Regions from separate parts of the Homo sapiens genome. Here region 2 is linked to region 1. Evidence: read pairs that join two places in POLR2A ChIA-PET (ENCODE). Cell type or tissue: GM12878. All regions are shown on one strand. Links, peaks and the distances in the headings refer to the core of each region. The heading gives the core; the rest is flanking DNA.

Region 1 (6,472 bases), core at 1,498-5,497:
CCTGATTCATTTTGTTTTGTTTTTGTGTTTGTGTTTGAGACAGGGTCTCGCCCTGTTGCCCAGGCTGGAATGCAGTGGCACAGACACAGCTCACTTCAGCCTTGACCACCTGCGCTCAAGCGATCTTCCTGCCTCAGACTCCCATGTAGCTGGGACCACAGGCACATACCACCACACCCAGCTGATTTAAGAAAAAAATTTTTGTAGAGACGGGGTGTTTGTTGCCAAGGCTGGTCCTCAAACTCCTGGCCTCCCACAGTGCAGGGATTACAGGTGTGAGCCCCCACACCAGGCCTGCTTCATTCCTTCTTATGACTGAATAATAGTCCTGTGGAGAGCTCATGTCTTACTCATTCCTCTGCTGATGAACAACAGGGGTGATTTCTGTCTTTTGGCTGTTGGGAATAGTGCTGCTGTGAACACTGGTGTGCGAGTGTCTGCTTAAGTCCTTTTATTTAGGGGGAGTGGAATTGTCAGGTCATGAGGTAACTCTGTTTATTTTGTGGAATTGCCAAACTGTTTTCTTTGCACTTCTTTTTACTCTTTTTTTTGAGACAAGGCCTTGCTCCGCTGCCTAGGCTGGATCTCGGCTCACTGCAGCCTCGATCTCCCAGGCTCAAGTTATCCTCCTACTTCATCCTCTTGAGTAGCCGGGACTATGCCACCACGCCACCATGCCCAGCTAATGTTGTTTTTTTTAAATTTTTTTGTAGAGATGGGGTCTCACTTTGTTGCCCAGGCTGGTGTTGGACTCCTTGGCTTAAGTGATCCTCCCACCTTGGCCTCCCACAGTGCCAAGATTCCAGGCGTGAGCCACTGTGCCCAGCCATGCCGAACTGTTTGCATAGCAGCTTCACCATTTTACATTCCCAGCAGCAATGTATGAGGGTTCCAGTTTTTCCACATCCCACACTTGTTATTTTCTGTTTCTTTAAATTGTAGCTATCAGCCTGGTGTGCTGGCTCACGCCTGTAATCCCAGCACTTTCGGAGGCCGAGGTGGCTGGATCGCTTGAGGTCAGGAGTTGGAGATCATCCTGGCCAACATGGCAAAACCCCATCTCTACTAAAAATACAAAAATTAGCTGGGCATGGTGGCAGACGCCTGTAATCCCAGCTACTTGGGGGGACTGAGGCAGGAGAATCGCTTCAACCTGGGAGGCAAAGGTTGCAGTGAGCTGAGGTCACACCCCTGCACTCCAGCCTAGGCGACAGAGCAAGACTCTGTCTCAGGGGAAAAAGAAAAAAAAAGGGTAACATGGTGATGTGAACTTTTGAAATTTTCTCTTTAGTATATAAGTTTAGTTTTGCTTTATAGTTGTGCATTCTCCAGCAGCGGTGGGAGTGGGGAGGGGATATTCTAAATGCCAAGGTGACCTGGCCCGCTGACCACAGAGCCCAAGGCCTTCCATGGAAACACCATCCACCCACTGTGTCTTACTTTCATACCCTCATCGTCCGGAAATGCAGTACAGCCTGTCCTGTCCAGCCTTGCCCCAGGTGACTGTGGTCACTATATTACATGCTCATCTGTGTCGTGTGTGTCTGTCATGAGCGTCTCAGGCCCATAAGGGCAGGGATGCTGCGGGCTCTGTCCCCTGAATATCTGCCCACAGGGTGCTGAGGATCCCTTGGCCTTCACTTTCTGCCCAGTCACCGACCTGTCACCCACACCTGTCTTTCCTCCTTGTTTTGTGACAATGAAAAAAGTTTTTCTGCTTCCTCAAAATTTATTTTCAGACAGGCGCAGTGACTCACGCCTGTAATTTCAGCACTTTAGGAGGCCAAGGCCACAGGATCACCTGAGGCCGGGAGCTCAAGAGGAGCCTGGCCAACGTGGTAAAACCCTGTCTCTACTAAAAATACAACAATTGGCCAAGTGCGGTGGCTAACGCCTGTAATCCCAGCACTTTGGGAGGCCGAGGAAGGTGGATCACCCGAGATCAGGAGTTTGGGACCAGCCTGGCCAACATGGTGAAACCCCGTCTCTACTAAAAATATAAAAATTAGCCAGGTTTGGTGCTATGCCTGTAATCCCAGCTACTCAAGAGGCTGAGGTGGGAGAATTGCTTGAACCTGGGAGGTGGAGGCTGCAGTGAGCCAAGATTGTGCCACTGCACTCCAGCCTAGGCAGCAGAGCAAGACCCCATCTCAAAAAAAAAAAAAAATAGCTGGGTGTGGTGGGCACCTGTAATCCCAGCTACTTGGGAGGCTGAGGCAGGAGAATCAGTTGAACCCGGGAAGAGGAGGCTGCAGTGAGCTGAAATTGCGCCACTGCACTCCGGCCTGGGTGACAGAGTGAGACTCCATCTTAAAAAGTTTGTTTTCTGTGTCATTTTATGGTGCGGAATCCAAGTTCCATTTTGTAAGAAACTGAAACTTTATGAAATGATTAGTTCCTTATATCATGAGTCATTGCAGAAAAAGTGAATTCTGTTGGGTTCTACAGCACAGGTGGGACGCGTGTCAGTGGCTTTGCCCACCTGTTACGGCCACCAGCGGGTTGGTCCTTGTCACCCAGACCCTCGCCACAGTCAGAAGTGGCTTGGCTTCACTGGTGACTTGCAGTGACACTCTGGAGAATCCACGATGCCCTGAGTCACCCTTTGCTTCTAGGACAGTGTTAGGCGGAAACACCCTTCACTGAGAGCCTGAGTTCCCGGAGACCTGGTTCCATGACAGCAGCTGGTCCTCCACGAGCCCTGGGGTGGAACTGCCTCCACTTCCCCTCTGGGAACAGAAGAGCCTGGTGCCGTCTCCTGGCAGGGATACTGCAGCTCACAGCTGGCTCTGTGGGATCATGTCCCCAAGGCTGACCGGTGATGTCAGCGCAGCTGCCCCTTTCCCAGGGACTGGGGTTGTCTGGTAGAGAGCCAGGCGGGGCTCTGTCTCCACTTATTGCCCAAGGTCCCTGGGTAACAGGGAGGGTGGGCTCAGGCCTCCCTGGCTGGGGGAGCGGGGGGGGCTGGGCTCCCTGCCCCCCCAAGGTGGTAAAAGGGGCCCCGCAGCTGGCAGGCCCCACACCTTCTGAGGCAGCGGCATGGCTTCCCTCTGGCTCCTCTCCTGCTTCTCCCTTGTGGGGGCCGCCTTTGGTGAGTGCTGGTGCCCGAGGGGTCTGTCCTGAGGGAGCCCTGAGCCTGGCTGAGAGGGGGATCTGAGTCCCCTGCTCTGCCCCCTGGGGCCTCATCCCCAGCACAGGTAACCTGAGGGCTCAGGAGAGGGTGCATTCTGGGGCTTTCTGAGCCCACACAACCTGCTCCAGGAGTGGGAAGGACGATGCTGGTCTCTGCCATGGTCTGAGGCTCCAGAAGTGGCTGGGGTGGGGGTGCCTTGTGCAGGGTAAGGTGTGGCCCCAGGAGACCTCCCAAGGCCTCCACCGGGGTTTTTATTGTGCTGGGTACTTGTCAAGCATTTTCTTCCTTTCTTTCTTTTTTTTTTTTCGAGACAGAATTTCACTCCTATTGCCGAGGCTGGAGTGCAATGGTGCAATCTCCACTTACTGCAACCTCCATCTCCTGGGTTCAAATGATCTTCCTGCCTCAGCTTCCCGAGCAGCTGGGACTACAGGCATGGACCACCAACCCTGGCTAATTTTTAGTAGAGACGGGCTTTCACCACGTTGGCCAGGCTGGTCTTGAACTCCTGACCTCAGGTGATGCCCCCGCCTCGGCCTCCCAAAGTGCTGGGATTACAGGCATGAGCTACTGTGCCCAGCCGTGTTTTCTATTTTTTAAAAGAGAAATAGTAAAAGAAAATACAGAAAAGAATATGACATCCTTGTATCTACTGTCAGAATTCAGCAAATCTTTTTGCACATTTGCTTCAGATATTTCTAAAACAGATTGTACTCAGGCTTCCCTTTTCTCCCTCCTTCCCTCTCTGGAATGTGAGCTTGATTCTGAACTTTCTATGAATAATTGCAGTGTGAGCTTATACAATTGTACTACATATTTTTATACATCTATACATAAGGTTTCAAAAAGGTTACATCAATGGAACGGTATTCTATCCTGTTTTTGGTTTTGGTTTTGGTTTTGGTTTTGAGACAGGGTCTCACTCTGTCACCCAGGCTGGAGTGCAGTAGTGTGAGTTTGCAGCCTCAAACTCAAGGGCTCGAGTGATCCTCCCACTATAGCCTCCCGAGTAGCTGGCGCTACAGGCACGCTAAGTTTAAAAACTTGTTTTGTTTTGTAGAGATGGAGGTTTTTTTTGTTATTTTTTTTTCTTTTCTTTGAGACAGAGTTTCACTCTTGTCACCCAGGCTGGAGTGCAGTGGCGTGATCTTGGCTCACTGCAACCTCCGCCTCCTGGGTTCAAGCATTTCTCCTGCCTCAGCCTACTGAGTAGCTGGGATTACAGGCATGCATCACCACACCTGGCTAATTTTTGTATTTTTAATAGAGATGGGGTTTCACCATATTGGTCAGGCTGGTCTTGAACTCCTAACCTCCAGTGATCCGCCCACCTCAGCCTCCCAAAGTGATGGGATTACAGGCGTGAGCCCCCATGCCCGACCTGGGGTCTTATTATGTTGTCCAGGCTGGTCTCGAAATCCTGTGCTCGAGTGATCTGCTCACCTCAACCTCCCAGGGTGCTGGATTACAGGTGTGAGCCACTGTGCCTGGCTGATGTAACTAATACTCCATTCTACCTCCATTCTACAACAATGTGCTTTTTCCCTACTCAAATCTTCTCACTTCCTGCATGTTGACGTGGAGTTTCAGCTCATTCACCTGCATTTTTATAATGCGTGCTCTGTTGTGTGAGTATGCCACCATCTAGTTCTCTTATTTATTTATTTATTTTTTTAGATGGAGTTTCACACTTGTCGCCCTGGCTGGAGTGCAGTGGCATGATTTCGGCTCACTGCAACCTCCACCTCCCAGGTTCAAGCATTTCTCCTGCCTCAGCCTCCTGAGTAGCTGGAACTACAGGCATGAGCCACCACCCCAGCTAATTTTTGTATTTTTAGTAGAGACAGGGTTTCATCATATTGGCCAGGCTGGTCTTGAACTCCTGACCTTGTGATCCACCTGCCTCGGCCTTCCAACGTGCTCTTTCTCATTTTTTTGCTATTACAATACCAGTTTTTGATGCTCTGAAACGTCAGGGAGGCACCTTGCCTGCCTGTGTTCCTGTGGGCAGGAGACGCAGGGGCTGCCTTGTAAGCAGGCGAATATGACCCCAGAAGGGGACAGCTGGTCTGAGGGACGCGGGTGTGCTCAAATGTAAAGCCCAGTTTGTTGGGTTGGCCCGCGCACAGGAGTCGAGAATCTGGTCCTGACATAGCAGAGGCATGGTGGGCGTGTGTGGAACACCTGACTATTTTCATTGTTTTGTTTTCTGCTTCCAATGTGCCATTTTATGGTGTGGAAGTAAAGTCCAGCTGTGTTTGTTTTGATTTTTTCTTGAGATGGAGTTTGGCTCTGTCACCCAGGCTGGAGTGCAGTGGCACGATCTCAGCTTACTGCAACCTCTGTCCCCCAGGTTCAAGCGATTCTCCTGCCTCAGCCTCCCAAGTAGCTGGGATTGTAGGCCTGTGCCACCATGCCCGGCTAATTTTTGTATTTTTAGTAGAGATGGGGTTTTACTATGTTGGCCAGGCTGGTCTTAAATTCCCAACCTCAGGTGATCCACCCCGCTTGGCCTCTCAAAGTGTTAGGATTACAGGCGTGAGCCACTGTGCTGGCCAAAGTCCAGTTTTATTAAATAAGAAACCAAGACCGGATATATGGGGGCTCATGCCTGTGATCTCAGCATGTTGGGAGATCAAGGCAATAGGATTGCTTCAGCCCGGGAATTTGAGGTTGCAAGGCTGGGCACGGTGGCTCACGCCTGTAATCCCAGCACTTTGGGAGGCCGAGGCGGGTGGATCACAAGGTCAGGAGATCGAGACCATCCTGGCTAACACGGTGAAACCCCGTCTCTACTAAAAATACAAAAATTAGCTGGGCTTGGTGGCGGGCACCTGTAGTCCCAGCTACTCGGGAGGCTGAGGCAGGAGAATGGCGTGAACCCAGGAGGCGGAGCTTGCAGTGAGCCAAGATTGTGCCACTGTACTCCAGCCTGGGCAACAGAGCAAGACTGTCTCAAAAAGAAAAAAAAAAAAAAAAAAAAAAGGAATTTGAGGTTGCAGTGGGCCATGATGACACCACGGCACTCCAGCCAGGGTGACAGAGCAAGACCCTAACTGGAAAAAAAAAAAAGAGAAACCCAAACTTTACACAATGTTTCCTGAAATTGTGGAATTCAACCTGCCCACCCAGGGTCCACGGTGCCATTTCACTCTCCCGTCTGCAAATTGTCAGAGCCCCAGATTCCTGGTGGACTTGGGGTTATCAGATTTTCTTCCCACTTCCCCTCTCGCCACCAGTCTAACAAAGGCACGTGGGCCAGTGGAGCTCACGTGGTTCTGCTGCCCTTTTTATAGCTGAGGACACCAAGGCCTGAGTGCTGCCCTGCCCGGTCTAGGG
Region 2 (5,236 bases), core at 1-4,000, 360 kb after region 1:
TTCAGGTGTTCTCTACAGCCACCTCCCAGCAACTTAGGCAGCAAGCCTTGGAGCTGCAGTGCTACTTGCGAGTTGTCAGGGCATCCAGCAAGCCTGTGCAGCTTAGCTGGATAGATGCATTAGAGCTGCCTCTGTGCTGCAGGATCCTCAGGCATCCTAGCAGTGGCCTGCTCAGTGCTGTGTATAGCTCAGGCCTCCAAATTCTGAGGGGGAAGTTTAACTTCTCAGAGGTTTATGGAATGTGTCCCAAACTGACACACCAGCCTTCTGCTAATAGACTCTCTGCTAGCAAGGGTCACATTTTGTCTCCCTGCACTTCCATTTGCATATCCATTTAATGGGACTTTACAAAAATGAGTTAATTTTTTTTAAGTCTGTTTGTGGCCCAGCTCATTTTGGCTGCAGGCCAAATTATTCTGACTCTGCATGTATGCAGTCAGATCCCGTAAGTGCTGTTTTCAAATCAGTCTTGCTTCATGGCACCCAGTGAAGCCTCAAAATTAGGTGCATGTTCAGCATTGAGCATTCAGTTACCAAGTTCCTTGCCCAAGGGGTATCCTGACTATAAGGACACAGTGCTACTGCCAACTAAGTTTCCACATGAGGTTGTGTGTCAGAAAAGGAGAAATTGTTGGATTCTTAAGTTCTTACGCACTGAGGCATCTAACTGTCAAATTACAAGATGGGAAGGAGAGAGCCCTAAGACCTTGCTACTCAGCATGTGATGCAGAGACTGGCAGCAGTCGCCTTACCTGGGAGCTTGATGTTCCGATGGTTGGTACCAACATTTGTATGAGAAGCACTGTTCTAAGGAAGATCTCTGCAGAAGGTACAAGGACTCTAATGTTAGGTCATCAGAGCAGATCTAGCTGTCTAATCACTTGGAGGCAGCAAAGCTTGGTGGTCTCCTAGTTTTGTGACCTGGAGTGAATTTAGAATCTCTGTGCCTCAGTTTTCCTATCTAGGAACTATGGATTATGGTACCATCTACCTCATGAGATTGTTTTGAGGATAAAGAGTTAATACATGTAATGTATAAGCAGTGCTTGGCACATGTGTTGCCATTATAGTTAGGATTTTTACTATCAGCTTCTGTAGCTACTAGGGCACTGCTTAAACAAATTAATGAACCCAAGTTTTACTTAAAAGACAATGGAATCTAAAGCCAGAAAGGAATGAAAGCCACATGATTGTGGGCCTCCTGTCCTGCCAAGAGTCAGGGCTCAGAGTCTCACGACCTGCCTTCAACAGTAGCGGTCCAGTGGTTATTGTTCACCCTGGATAGCATACACAGGCCCGGGGGTGGGCTGCTGGTGTTTACGAAGCTCTTCAAATGTTTCTAATGTAGCAGCGGGATTTAGAATCATTGTACTAGGGCTTCTAACTTGCTAGGAAAAGAGCAGAACTTAGTCTGTTTGGAACCAAACTTGACAGAGACACTATGGGGCGACTCTGAATTGCACACAATGTCTGCTACTGCATCTAAACCCATCTGGTAGTGGCAGCGGGGAGATGTTACGACAGTTGTCATCAAGATCACCCTGGACACTTGGACAAATGGGGTAAAGAGTTGTGGCAGTAGCTGTAGTTGTTTTCCCATTAGCCTCATTCTGAGGAGTTTCAGAGAAAAATGGGGTTACTCTCTGGGCATTCTCAACCACCAGGGTAAAAATCTTGGGAGACTCAGCTACATGTTCAAGCCCTTCTGCTAGTTTCTGGCTTGTCATTTCACTTCCTGGCTTGTCACTCTACTTCCTAATCACATAGCTTTTAAAGATGACCCTCCCTTCTCCCCCCCAACAAAAGGTCAGGCATTTCCCTTTGCAACCTGGCTGCATATGGAATCATTTTTGGCATTTAAAAATATACTGATGAGGCCGGACACGGTGGCTCACCTGAGGTCAGGAGTTCAAGACCAGCCTGGCCAACATGGTGAAATCCCACCTCTACTAAAAACAAAAACAAAAACAAATTAGCCAGGCGTGGTGGCATGCACCTGTAATCCCAGCTACTTGGGAGGCTAAGACATGAGACTTGTTTGAACCGGAAGGTGGAGGTTGCAGTGAACCGAGATCCTGCTACTGTACTCCAGCCCAAGCGACAGAGCAAGACTCTGTCTTTACAAAACAAAACAAAACATAGTGATGATTTCATTGGTCTGGGGTAGGGCTTGGGCACAGAGATGTTTTTAAAGCTCTCTTTAAAGTAAGATTCTGATGTGCAGCCAAGGCTGAGACCCACGGCTGCAGGCGTTGTTCCTCCCTCTACCCACTGCCCCCTAAGTCTTGTTCTGGGGCAGTGCTGTCAGTAGAAATGGATGCAAGCCACATATGTAATTTAAGAATTTTCTAGTAGCCACATTAAAAAAATAAAAACAGTTGAAATTAATTTTTTTTTTTTTGAGACAGAGTTTTGCTCTTGTTGCCCAGGCTGCAGTACAATGGCACGATCTTGGCTCACTGCAACCTCCACCTCCCAGGTTAAAGCGATTCTCCGGCCTCAGCTTCCCGAGTAGCTGGGATGACAGGCGTGCACTACCATGCCTGGATACTTTTTTTGACAGAGTCTCGCTCTGTCGCCCAGGCTGGAGTGCAGTGGCACGATCTCGGCTCACTGCAAGCTCCGCCTCCCAGGCTCACGCCATTCTCCTGCCTCAGCCTCCTGAATAGCTGGGACCACAGGTGCCCGCCACCACGCCCAGCTAATTTTTTGTATTTTTTAGTAGAGACGGGGTTTCACCGTTGTTAGCCAGGATGGTCTCAATCTCCTGACCTTGTGATCCACCCGCCTCGGCCTCCCAAACTGCTGGGATTACAGGTGTGAGCCACCGCGCCCGGCTTACTTTTGTATTTTTAGTAGAGACAGGGTTTCACTATGTTGGTCAGGCTGGTCTTGAACTCCCGACCTCAGGTGATCCACTTAATATATTTTATTTGACCCAGTATATCCATAATTTTATCATTTCAACATGTAATCAAAATTGAGCTATTTTGCTGCATTTTCATACTAAGTCTGAAGCCTTGTTTATGTTTTACACTGCACATCCCAATTCACACGAGCCAGACTTTCAAGTGCTGAATGTAGCTAGTGGCTGCTGTGGCAGTGATACAGGACATTTCAATCAGAGCAGAGATTTCTATTGAACAGTTCTGTTCCAGGGAGTCCTTATTTTACAAATTCCAGGCTAAGAGGTCCTCACAGGGAGCACCGTTTTTATTGTACAAGATGCTGATGACAGGTTCTTTCATATTCAAATTCAGACCTCCCCCACATTGTTACTTAATAATTCTCATCTACCCACACAGCCATCCGAGCTAAGCTTGCAAATGGGGCAGGAAGAACAGGAAAAAAACTCAAAACCTCCCCCTTCATAAATGTGGTATTTGTCCATGTTTACATGGAGGTTCCACTCAGCCCTTGAGGAGCAAAGCAGCAAGTGGGGCAGTCACTGTTTCCTCAGGTTGAGGCCTTGGACTCCTTATCTTCCCCACTGGCTCTTGGTTTATGAGTTCCCCTTTTAAGGATCTGTTGTGACTTACCTATCTGGGCTAGTGACCTCAGATGTCTCAGACTGAGCATCTTACCACTGTTTCTGGTTGATCCCTTCACTCATGGTCTTAACACATTTGCACTTCCTCTCATCTCAGAGAGTACAGTCACGGGGCAGAGCTTGCATAGGGATCCAGGTGTTACTAGTCTTACTCTGGAGCTGGTCCAACTCAGTTTCATGGCACAGAACTAGATTAGGTCTCCACTGCGCAGTCTGTTTTACTGCTTAGGGAAAGCCAGCTTTTCTACCCACACACGTTTAGTTTGAAGAGTATCTATTTTTGGAGGGTTCTTTGGGAGGTTGGGCAGGCTTCTTTGGATCCCAGATACATTTAGAGCTTTTTGCATTAAGTGTGAGGAAAATAACTTCTCTTTGATGATGTTGATACACCATGTGGGCACCCTGGGGCACAGCGGTTTAGCTGGGGAGATTCCATGAGAATGAACCCAAACTACTCTTCTTTGCTAGGGTCCTTTACCCACACAGAGGTGAGCCTTTCAGGTTCTTCATTTTGCTTAGTTTCTTCCCTTGTCCTTGGCATTTAAGAGGCATCCATGTGTTAGCCAGCCAAAGCCCCCTGAAGGAGCTGGCTGCTTTAAAGGATTTACTTGGGAGGATGTCAAATGGCTTTGCCTTCTGCAGACTTCATTTATTTTAATCTTTTTATGGCTCCTTTCTCTTGCTTTAAAACAGGATTATAAGCACACAGCAGGTACTGACACCTGAAGTCTTACTAAATTCCTGTCCTCAGGCCATCCTTTTTCTCCTGAAACCTGGACTCCAATTTTCAATGACGTTTTTGTTTTTCTCTTTCAAGCCTAACTATGGGACAGCTTTACGAGAAGGAAAAAGATGAAGATGGATTCTTATATGTGGCCTACAGCGGAGAGAACACTTTTGGCTTCTGAGGGCCATTGCTGGGCTAGGTGCACCGTAACTGCTTGTGTATCTTGTAAATAGCCAGCCATTTTCAGTTATTATACCAGAACCTCTTCACATAGACCTATTAGTGCATTTGTAACTGGATTTATTTCTTAATATATTGGAAGGTTTTGTTTCCTTAGACTAGTAAATTATCATACAGAGTTTTATTTTGAGTTTTTCTTTTTGTGCATTGTCCTCATGCCTGTATTCTCCAGGAAACTTGTCCTTCTGGAAATCATATTGAATGATATTTCTATATCGAAGTGAGGTAGGTGCGGTATTAAAGTGAAAGGGAAGGTGATGCATTTATTCTGGGTTATGCTTGAAGTGTTAGATGGCTAAGTATTAAAATTATCCAAATTAAATCCTTAGCAGTCAGAACACTTGCTTCACTAGAATATGCCAACTGCCAATCATGTTGGACTGAGCTAATTTGTTCCTCTTTCTGAAACTATTAAGGTAAATAATTAACAATAAAAATTCTCTTATAAAGGCATTGTACTGTGGCCATGTCCTTTATTCACCCGCATTTGGATGGGCCAGAGAAGTGGCTCCTACATCTGCCAGACCAGGAAGAGGGCTTGTGGAGGTCATGGCCGCACATCCTGGGTCGGGAAGCCATGGCCAGGGTCATGAGGAGAGACATTGTTTTGAATAACTAATATGTTCACATGTTTGAGGTATCGGGACAATACAAAAAGGTATACACTGAGAAGGCTTGCTCCTGCCAGCTTCCTAACCACCTCTGCCCTTTATGGGAAA

Evidence for each region. ChIA-PET counts read pairs that join two places held together with the same protein. Peaks named below come from ENCODE experiments on the same cell type or tissue, not always from the same donor. Only the 100,000 strongest peaks of a DNase experiment are listed, where the experiment ranks them.
Region 2: POLR2A ChIA-PET joins it to region 1 with 7 read pairs; 2 of 35 experiments call an interaction of 5 or more read pairs at or near these places.

Annotation. Positions count from the first base shown.
Region 1 is chr16:75,215,969-75,222,440 of GRCh38, forward strand. CTRB1 (chymotrypsinogen B1) reads left to right here and starts at 3,020. Exons shown (of 7, transcript NM_001906.6): 1 at 3,020-3,091. The coding sequence starts at 3,040. RefSeq lists an enhancer at 2,558-2,637. In GM12878, for the core only: no CTCF peak of the experiment used is centred there; no DNase peak of the experiment used is centred there; H3K27ac peaks cover 511 bases.
Region 2 is chr16:75,572,912-75,578,147 of GRCh38, forward strand. It overlaps GABARAPL2 (GABA type A receptor associated protein like 2), which reads left to right. Exons shown (of 4, transcript NM_007285.7): 4 at 4,368-4,970. The coding sequence ends at 4,458. Among named protein-coding and RNA genes, the nearest start is that of GABARAPL2, 9.2 kb to the left of the region's middle. RefSeq lists a silencer at 3,533-3,612. In GM12878, for the core only: no CTCF peak of the experiment used is centred there; no DNase peak of the experiment used is centred there; H3K27ac peaks cover 2,192 bases.